Regions from separate parts of the Homo sapiens genome. Here region 2 is linked to region 1. Evidence: chromatin contacts called from ENCODE Hi-C or POLR2A ChIA-PET data. All regions are on one chromosome and are shown on one strand. Each heading gives the region's core, a stretch centred on a gene start or an enhancer-like site at or near the end of the contact. The rest is flanking DNA. Distances are from core to core; before and after follow the strand shown.

Region 1 (4,527 bases), core at 117-2,616:
ACCCCACCCAAGGCCCAGAACCCAGCCCACAACGCCTTCCAAGCCTAAAAGTGCATCTTCGATTACAAGCATCTGTAAACAAAATCGTCCCCCAAACGTGTACTTACAAGGTTAACAATGAATGCCTTTGCTTAACTCCAATTACACTCTTTGAAGCCACTTAGCCGAGCAGATGCTTAAGCCCCACCTATTAATTTGGGTAACTGGTTTTCAATTTCTTTTTTTTTATTCTGCAGATTAAAGACACTCAATCTTTAACCTTGAAGGGCAGGCAAAAGGTCGGCTATGCTGTCAACATAGAAGTCAGGGACCATTTTCTTCTTAGACACGCAGTCACTTTCCTGATTATTCTTCACATCCCCTAGAGTGGAGACTCCGGTGAGGGTCAGGATGGTCTTCAGGCCACAGGTGGCGCCTAGGAGGATGTCTGTGTCCAGGCGGTCTCCCACCATGACGGTGCGCTCGGGGTTGATGCCGTATTCCTGGGACACGCAGTCGAAAATGAAGCGGCTGGGCTTCCCGATGATGTCGGCCTGGCGCTGGGCGGCCATCTCCACGGCTCGGACCAGACACCCGGTACCTGCGGGGCACAGGGGACCGGGTCAAAGGGCAGGGAGGGGGCCCGCCGCCCGCCCCCCAGCCTCCCGCCCCAGGGCGCACGGACCCGCGATGAAGCGGCCGTTCTCAAGCGGAAGCCGGTTGTCCATGTTGGTGCCCACGAGCAGGCAGCCGGGCTGCTGCAGGTAGCGCAGGGCCTTGGTGAGCTTCATGTAGCTGAAGTGCGGGTCAAAGCCCACCACCACCGCGCGCACGTCGGGCTCCAGCGGCGCGTGCAGCCAGTCGCCGGGACCCTCGCCCTGCAGTGGCTCGGGCCCCACGCCCACGCTGGCGACGCCCACGGCCTCCAGCTCCGCGGCCAGGGCTGGGCTGCCCAGCACGTAGGCCTTGGGCGCGGGGGCGCCGGCCAGGCGCTGGCGCAGGTAGAGCGCGGTGCAGTAGGCCGTGCCGAAGACCTCCAGGCTGGCGCCGGGCCCCGCGGGGCCGCCGAAGCCCAGGCGCCGCAGCTTCTCGGCGTAGGCAGCGCGGGTCTTGCTGCTGTTGTTGGTGATGAAGCCCAGGCGCTTGCCGCGGGCTCGCAGCGCCCGCAGGGCCTCGGGCGCGCCAGGCACGGCGGTCTCCCCGCGCCACAGCACGCCGTCGCAGTCGAACAGCAGCGTGTCCACGTCGGCCAGCAGCGCCTGTGCCCGCTCGGCGCTCAGCCGCACGCAGCGGGCGTCGTCGCCACCGGCCTCCGCCGCCGCCATCGCCGCCCGCCGGCCGCCGCCGCCCGCCGGCCGCTCCTCGCAGCCGCCCGCCGCGGCGCCCTCCCCGCCCCCGGGGCGCTCATTGGCCCAGCGCCTCGCGCCCGCCGCCCATTGGCCTGCACCTTCGCCAATCCGCCCCCGCCTCCCGCGGGCTGCGGGAGCTCAGCGCCAATCGGTGAGGCCCGGCGCGGGGAGAGGGGCGATCATTGGCTACCGGCCTTGGGACGCCCCGGTGATTGGCTGGCAGGGCTCCAACCGGCATTCGGAGTGAAGCGCTCGCTGCGGAAATGCGCCAGAGGGGAGAGCAGCGCAGGCGCAAGGCCGCTGTTCCCGGGCTGCCGCGGGCCGCTCACCCATTGGAAGCGAGTGGTCAGCCTAGGTGACGAGGCCCTTCACGGAGTGACCCGGGCCAGGCCGGCTGTCCATTGGCCGGTCTCTCCCGCGGGCATGGGCGGGGCTCTCGCAGGAGCGCCGCGGGAGGGGGCCGGGGCACCTTCGTCGGCCGTGCCCGTGCCTCTGTGCCGTGGACGCGCTCGGGACACGGGGCCACCACGTGGGTCGCTTACCGGCCAGTCCCGCGAGCCAGCCCGGGGCTCCTTCCCCGGCAGGCGTGAGTACGCGCCTCAGTCCTTTGCAAAAACGCGTTCCCGGTTCCTTGGAGGTAACACGAACCAGCCATTACCAGGCTGGGGGATTAGGGTCTAAGGACACTGTCTAGAACCTGGTACTCAGTGATTGCTCGCCGTCATCGTCATCAATTATTAGGTATTTAATTGAGGCAAAACATTACAGTAAAGGGCATGAAAACCGTGCAGCTCGATGGAAGTTTTACATTTATTATTATTTTATTTACTTATTTATTTACTTTTTGAGACGGAGTCTCGCTCTGTCGCCCAGGCTGGAGTGCGGTGGCGCCATCTCGGCTCACTGCAAGCTCCGCCTCCCGGGTTCACGCCATTCTCCTGCCTCAGCCTCCCGAGTAGCTGGGACTACAGGCGCATGGCACCACGCCCGGCTAATTTTTTGTATTTTTAGTAGAGACGGGGTTTCTCCGTGTTAGCCAGGATGGTCTCGATCTCCTGACCTCGTGATCCGCCCGCCTCGGCCTCCCAAAGTGCTTGGATTACAGGCGTGAGCCACCGCGCCCGGCCTTTTATTTTTTTAATTATTATTTTTTGAGACGGAGTCTCTTGCTCTGTTGCCCAGGCTGGAGTGCAGTGGCGCGATCTCGGCTCACTGCAAGCTCCGCCTCCCGGGTTCACGCCATTCTTCTGCCTCAGCCTCCTGAGTAGCTGGGACTACAGGCGCCGGCCACCACGCCTGGCTAATTTTTTTGTATTTTTTAGTAGAGACGGGGTTTCACCGTGTTAGCCAGGATGGTCTTGATCTCTTGATCTCGTGATCCGCCCACCTTGGTCTCCCAAAGTGCTGGGATTACAGGCGTGAGCCATGGCGCCCGGCCGGAAGTTTTACATTTTTACATGTATATATATATTTTGCGACAGGGTCTTGCTCTGTCCCCCAGGCTGGAGTGGAGTGGCTAGATCACAGCTCACTGTAGCCTTATCACAGCTCACTGTATCCTTGACCTCCTAGGCTCATGTGATGCTCCTACCTAAGCCTCCAAAGTATTTGGGACCAGAGGTGTGTGCCACTACGCCTAATTTTTTTTTTAATTTAAATTTTTTGTAGAGACGGAGTCCCACTATGTTGGCCAGGCTGGTCTCCAACTCCTGGCCTCCAGTGATCCTCCTGTCTTGGCCTCCCAAAGGGCTAGGATTACAGGCGTGAGCTGCCGCACCCAGCAGATTTTTTTACATATGTATATGCTTGTGTAAACATAACCCAGACCAAAGTATAAAGTATTTCCAACACCCCAGGAAGTTCCCTCTTGTTCCTATCCAGTCAATAGCAGATAGCACATTGCTGACTACTTTTCTGACTCCTATCACCATAGAGTCACAACCAAGCCTCCGGACTGCTTTATACTTGGGATTATACGGTATGTGCTTCTGGCTCTTGCTTCTACGGTTTAACATAATGTTTGTGAAATTCATCCTGGCTGGGTGCTGTGGCTCACACCTATGATCCCAGCCCTTTGGGAGGCCGAGGCGGGCAGATCACCTGAGGTCAGAAGTTGGAGACCAGCCTGGCCAATATGGTGAAACCCCATCTCTGCCAAAAGTACAAAAATTAGCCGTATGTGGTGGCACATGCCTGTAATCTTAGCTACTTGAGAGGATGAGGCAGGAGAATCGCTTGAACCTGGGAGGCGGAGGCTGCAGTGAGCCGAGATTGCACCACTGCACTCCAGCCTGGGCAACAGAGCAAGACTCCTATCAAAAAAAAAAAAAAAAAAAAAAAAGATGACTTTGACTTTGAGCAGAACTGGATTTGACAAGAATCACACTCTGCTTTTACCACAGAGCAACAGGTAGTTGATTTGAGACAACGGCTGGAATGGGAACTGTTGATGATACCCAGCCATGGGCCATCTTCTCCCACACTTGCCCGGCTGCCTTGGCTTCCTGGGCACTCTGTGAGCACCTAGGCCGCTGCACCGCTCCTTCCCTGCATTACCTCCTCAGAGTCACAGGACAGGCCTGAGAGGCAGGGATTATTCACATCTCCATTTATAGATGGCCAAACTGAGCCACCGAGAGTCGCCGGCTGGACAAGGTTGAGTTGGGATTAAACTCAGTCAACCCCAAAGCTGAGCTCTGCCCCATCTGGTCGGCTTAACGTCCTCAGAATATGCCTGTATGTGTGCAGGTAGGAGGGGAGGCATGGTCACTTGTGGGGAAGGTCCTGGCGGAGGCTGGGAGGAAAGTGCGCTTTATAGGAGAGGACTGACTTTGGGAACAGGGTGATGTGGCCCTGCATCTGGGGCTAGAGGACCCCTTTGGGTGCCCCCCACACAGGAGGCATTCAGTCTCTATCTGTGAGGGGATGGCCCCAGTGTCTCCCCAAGTAAGGATCTTGTACTGCAAGCCGACCTGGGGATGGCTTTCAGTGGCACGAGAACAGACACTATTTCACCTTAACAGAGTTGCATCAATTTACATTGCAATAGAAAATATAAGTAGCCCGCTAGGCGCGGTGGCTCACGCCTGTAATCCCAGCACTTTGGGAGGCCGAGGAGGGCAGATAACCTGAGGTCAGGAGTTAGAGACCAGCCTTACTAACATGGAGAAACCCCATCTCTACTAAAAATACAAAATTA
Region 2 (4,872 bases), core at 2,373-4,872, 840 kb after region 1:
TGGCCATGAAACTCATCCGCATGGGGTAACTGGGGCCTCCCTGTGGTGCTGCGGGGCTGTGTCTCTGTCTTGGTCTCTTCAGGCCTCTCAGCAGCTGGAGCAGGAGCTGGCAGGCGGCTCACCGGTTGATGAGGAGCTGGGCTTCAGCCGGGGCTGGCGTGTGAATCCTCTGGGTCCTGGCAGTCCTGAGCGCCTGAGCTGAATACAGAGGGAAGAGGCTGGGAGCAAGGCCGGGTGCTGGGGCCGGCAGGCTGTGTTCTGAGAGTGCCTGCTAGAGGAGCTCTGTGTTCCCAAGGAGATGGAGGAAGACCTGGGGTGGGGGTGGTACAGGGTAGGGAGAGGAGGGGCAGAGGCTGTGAACAGGGAGATGGGGGAGGGGGGATGGAGGACTCAAGGGATGTAAGGGATATGGCTTGAGGAGGGATGGGGGCAGGAATGAGGGAAGGTCTTGGGTCAAGGACATGGACCTACATCCCCAGCAGATGGGGGTGGCAAGGGGGAGACGGGTGGGGGTCGCTGACTATAGACTGTAGCTGGGAGGAGGGGATGCTCCCAGGGCTGGGGCTGCCTGAAGAGAATGGCACGCACCTTGTAGGCTCCTGCCCTCACCCCACCGCCCTCTTAAGTTTCTTTTATTTTCTTTTTCTTTTTTTTTCTTTTTACTTTTTTTGAGACGGGGCCTTATTCTGTCCTCCAGGCTGGAGTGCAATGACATGGTCATGCGTCACTGCAGCCTCCACCTCCCGGGCTCCAGCGATTCTCCTGCCTCCCTGCCTCAGCCTGGGACCTGAGTAGCTGGGACCACAGGCATGCGCCACCACTCCTGGCCAATTTTTAAAATTTTTTTGTAGAGATGGGGATCTCCTTATGTTGTCCAGGCCAGTCTTGAACTCTTGGGCTCAAGCGATCCTCCCACCTGGGACTCCAAAAGTGCTGGGTTTACAGGCATGAGCCACCACACCCAGCTCCTCCCCCTCAAACTTCTGTGCACAAAGTGCTCCCTTCCCAGAGGAGGGGCCCCATCGGTGTGTAAGGTGGCCTATTCCTCTGTGTGTTCTCTGGATCTTTTCAGCCCTGTGGTCCAGTGTCCATCACAGCCATGCTGACTGAGTGACTGGAGACAGGGATGATGGAGAGTTCAGGAAGGGCTGGGCAGAGGAGGCTGGGGCCACCTCTGGAGGGTGTCCTGCTGTTCCTGTTGGCCCCAGCTGCACTCGCAGGGCCTTCCTGTGGCCCCTTTCCCCAAGCAGGGGCGGCCGCAGCTCTCACCCACTTTCTCCTGCAGACGGCGAGGGGACCGACCTGTTTGCCGTGGCTGTCCATGAGTTTGGCCACGCCCTGGGCCTGGGCCACTCCTCAGCCCCCAACTCCATTATGAGGCCCTTCTACCAGGGTCCGGTGGGCGACCCTGACAAGTACCGCCTGTCTCAGGATGACCGCGATGGCCTGCAGCAACTCTATGGTAGGGGGAGAGGGACCTGCCGCGAAACCATCATTGCCCCATCCAGTGTCCTCTGCAGCAGGGCCAGGGGACGCACACCTGCCTGACTCTTTCCTCACAGGGAAGGCGCCCCAAACCCCATATGACAAGCCCACAAGGAAACCCCTGGCTCCTCCGCCCCAGCCCCCGGCCTCGCCCACACACAGGTGAGTCCCCCACCAACTCGGAGACCTTGGGTGACCAGCTGCCCAGCCTCAGTGTCCTCTGAGATGGGGATGGTGGGGGTCCCTGCCTTGGAGAAAACAAACCCCCCTCTCTACTCACCTCTCCTTTCCTCCCCAGCCCATCCTTCCCCATCCCTGATCGATGTGAGGGCAATTTTGACGCCATCGCCAACATCCGAGGGGAAACTTTCTTCTTCAAAGGTGAGTCATTTCACTTGGCCTCATATATGTTGGTTTCCTGCCCACTTCCAGTGACCCACTGGGGCTGTGGGCTTACCCTGGAAGCGGAACTTTTTTCTTCTTTGAGACAGGGTCTTGCTTTGTTGCCTGGGCCGCAGTGCAGTGGTGTGATCATGGCTCACTGCAGCCTCAAAATACTGGGCTCAAGCGATCCTCCCACCTCAGCCTCCCTGGTAGCTGGGACCACAGGCACATGCCACCACGCCTTGCTAGTAATTTATTTTATTATTTTGTAGAGATGGAGTCTCACTATATTGCCCAGGCTGGGCTCAATCTCCTGGCTCAGGTGATTCTCCGGTGTCAGCCTCCCAATGTGCTGGCATTACAGGTCTGAGCCACCAGGCAAGGCCCTGGCACTTTTAGCGCTAAAAAGGGAAAAGTCTCAGGCGGGCCAGGATGGGCTGGTCACCCTAGATCCATTGCGCCCTTGATTTCCAGATGGGACCCCTCCCCACCCAGCCACACACCCTGGGGGAGGAGACCTCCTGCTGTCTCATGCCTTCCTGCGAACCCCTTTGTCCCCTGCAGGCCCCTGGTTCTGGCGCCTCCAGCCCTCCGGACAGCTGGTGTCCCCGCGACCCGCACGGCTGCACCGCTTCTGGGAGGGGCTGCCCGCCCAGGTGAGGGTGGTGCAGGCCGCCTATGCTCGGCACCGAGACGGCCGAATCCTCCTCTTTAGCGGTGAGTGGGGCCGGCGGCGGGGCGCGCTGGGGCCGGCGCGGGGAGCCCACCCCTGACCTCCCGGCCTCCACCCTGCAGGGCCCCAGTTCTGGGTGTTCCAGGACCGGCAGCTGGAGGGCGGGGCGCGGCCGCTCACGGAGCTGGGGCTGCCCCCGGGAGAGGAGGTGGACGCCGTGTTCTCGTGGCCACAGAACGGGAAGACCTACCTGGTCCGCGGCCGGCAGTACTGGCGCTACGACGAGGCGGCGGCGCGCCCGGACCCCGGCTACCCTCGCGACCTGAGCCTCTGGGAAGGCGCGCCCCCCTCCCCTGACGATGTCACCGTCAGCAACGCAGGTGGGGAGCGCGGTGACCTGCGGGTTACTGGGCCTGGGGGTGGGGAGAGGGATGTGGGGAATGGGGACATGGAGGCCACCCTGCGGGGATGGGGGTCCTTGGGCATCAGGGAGCGGCGGGGCGGGGAGGGACCGGGACTCAAGCTCTGCTCCTCCAGGTGACACCTACTTCTTCAAGGGCGCCCACTACTGGCGCTTCCCCAAGAACAGCATCAAGACCGAGCCGGACGCCCCCCAGCCCATGGGGCCCAACTGGCTGGACTGCCCCGCCCCGAGCTCTGGTCCCCGCGCCCCCAGGCCCCCCAAAGCGACCCCCGTGTCCGAAACCTGCGATTGTCAGTGCGAGCTCAACCAGGCCGCAGGACGTTGGCCTGCTCCCATCCCGCTGCTCCTCTTGCCCCTGCTGGTGGGGGGTGTAGCCTCCCGCTGATGGGGGGAGCCATCCAGACCGAACAGCGCCCTCCACGGCCGAGTCCCCCGCCGCTGGACCTGGTCGGGGGTTGTGAGGCGCTGCGGAGGCCCCTTGTCTGTTCCCACGGACGGGGGCTCGGGCGCGGACTAAGCAGGGGGGATCTCCCGCGCAGGGGCGGCGGCGGCGGGGACCGGTCGCCTGGCGCTGGGCTCAGTCTCCTCAGGGTCTGAGACCCCGGCGCTGCCACCGGAACCCGCCTTCAGGGGCGCACGCGCGCTGGGACCATGCGTCGGTCGTCGCCCCCGTCGTTCCCTCCCGGCTGCCGCCAGGGGGCGGTCGGACCCCGCCTCCCGAGCCCGGGGAGGGGCGGGGAGGACAAGGGGCGGGCCCGCGGCCTCACCCGGAGGGACGGCAGCCCCGGTCGCGCGCTGGCCCCGCAGGACCTTCCTTTTCCAGGAAGAGCCAGCTTTTCTCGGAGCGCAGTCCTGGGACTCTCCGCAGCCCCGCCCCGCCTGGCCACTGCGTCTGGCATTCCTGGGTCGTTAGAGGACAGGCCTGACTGCGAAGCTGTGCCTTGCCCCTCTCCCACCCGCAGTTTCTCACCCCGTTCTGCTCCCACAAGGCCCCCCTACAGTCACTGCCACACTGGTGGGGACCTGGGACCCAGACCCGGAACCAGCCCAGATATCACCCCTGAGGACCCATGCGCCACGTCCTGGGTGGTGGAATCAGTGGCTGGAGGGACGACCCTTGCTCTCCAGGCTGTTAACCTTTTCCGTTGCTCCCCCGCCACCCACCTCCTCCTCCCCAGGCCACCCAACTTGGGCACCTCCCTGGGCCCAGAACTGCCTTCCATTCAATGGGGAACCCTTCTATCCCCAAGAACCCCTTCCCTGCTTGCACCCTGGAGAGAACAGCTTGACTCCCATCAACTCAACGCTGGTGGAAAGACAGGGACCGAACCCTGGCTCAGGCCTGGTCATTGCCTCCTCAGCACTCCCTCCTGGGAGGCCTTAGCTCTAGAGTGAGGGGTGGGTGGAACCTGGGGGCACCTCGTTCACCCTGTCCCCACTCCCCACAGTTTTAGGATCTAAATGATTGCCTCTGGAACTATTCTTCTAGACTATCCCACATCAGAATCACTGGGAAATTTAAGTTTGCAGATCCCACACTCACCCTGAATCCTCACTCAGGGTGGGGTCAGGAATCTGCATTTTAACTAGTCGCGGGGATTGTGGGGGGCAGTAGCTGGCTGTTTCGTGGCATTTCTGTGGCTCTGCAGTGTTCCTCCACCCCAGGACCAATATGTTCAGGCCACACCGATGGCCTGAACCCCATGGGTAGAGTCACTTAGGGGCCACTTCCTAAGTTGCTGTCCAGCCTCAGTGACCCCCTAGTGCTTCCTGGAGCTGAGGCTGTGGGCGGCTGTCCCAGCAACCATGCGAGGGGTTGCCCCAGTTGCTCATACAAACAGATCAGCATGAGGACAGAAGGCAGGAGACTTTGGTCAGTTACCTGGGAATTCTGGGCTGCCAGGAA

What was found. A loop is a pair of places that touch in the nucleus more often than their neighbours do. ChIA-PET counts read pairs that join two places held with the same protein, here RNA polymerase II (POLR2A). Pooled maps may share reads with other maps.
Region 2: a pooled map shows a loop between it and region 1 (5-fold over the local background). The contact joins the promoter of MMP25-AS1 here to the promoter of PGP in region 1. A Hi-C loop is called at or near these places in 1 of 50 pooled maps. POLR2A ChIA-PET finds 5 or more read pairs at or near these places in 2 of 52 experiments (CD4-positive, alpha-beta T cell and SK-N-SH).

What each region holds. Positions count from the first base shown.
Region 1 is chr16:2,213,474-2,218,000 of GRCh38, forward strand. It overlaps PGP (phosphoglycolate phosphatase), which reads right to left and starts at 1,367. Exons shown (of 2, transcript NM_001042371.3): 1 at 665-1,367; 2 at 1-580. The coding sequence starts at 1,304. The coding sequence ends at 255. RefSeq lists enhancers at 324-453, 1,475-1,769 and silencers at 894-943, 1,284-1,943.
Region 2 is chr16:3,055,748-3,060,619 of GRCh38, forward strand. It overlaps MMP25-AS1 (MMP25 antisense RNA 1), which reads right to left and starts at 3,623. Exons shown (of 5, transcript NR_123723.1): 1 at 3,249-3,623; 2 at 2,793-2,955; 3 at 1-198. It overlaps MMP25 (matrix metallopeptidase 25), which reads left to right. Exons shown (of 10, transcript NM_022468.5): 5 at 1,286-1,462; 6 at 1,563-1,647; 7 at 1,784-1,866; 8 at 2,434-2,586; 9 at 2,665-2,922; 10 at 3,080-4,872. The coding sequence ends at 3,351. It overlaps LOC124900372 (sialidase-like), which reads right to left and starts at 3,623. Exons shown (of 3, transcript XM_047435000.1): 1 at 3,249-3,623; 2 at 1-198. RefSeq lists silencers at 2,493-2,542, 2,573-2,702, 2,843-2,892, 3,353-3,822 and an enhancer at 3,861-4,766.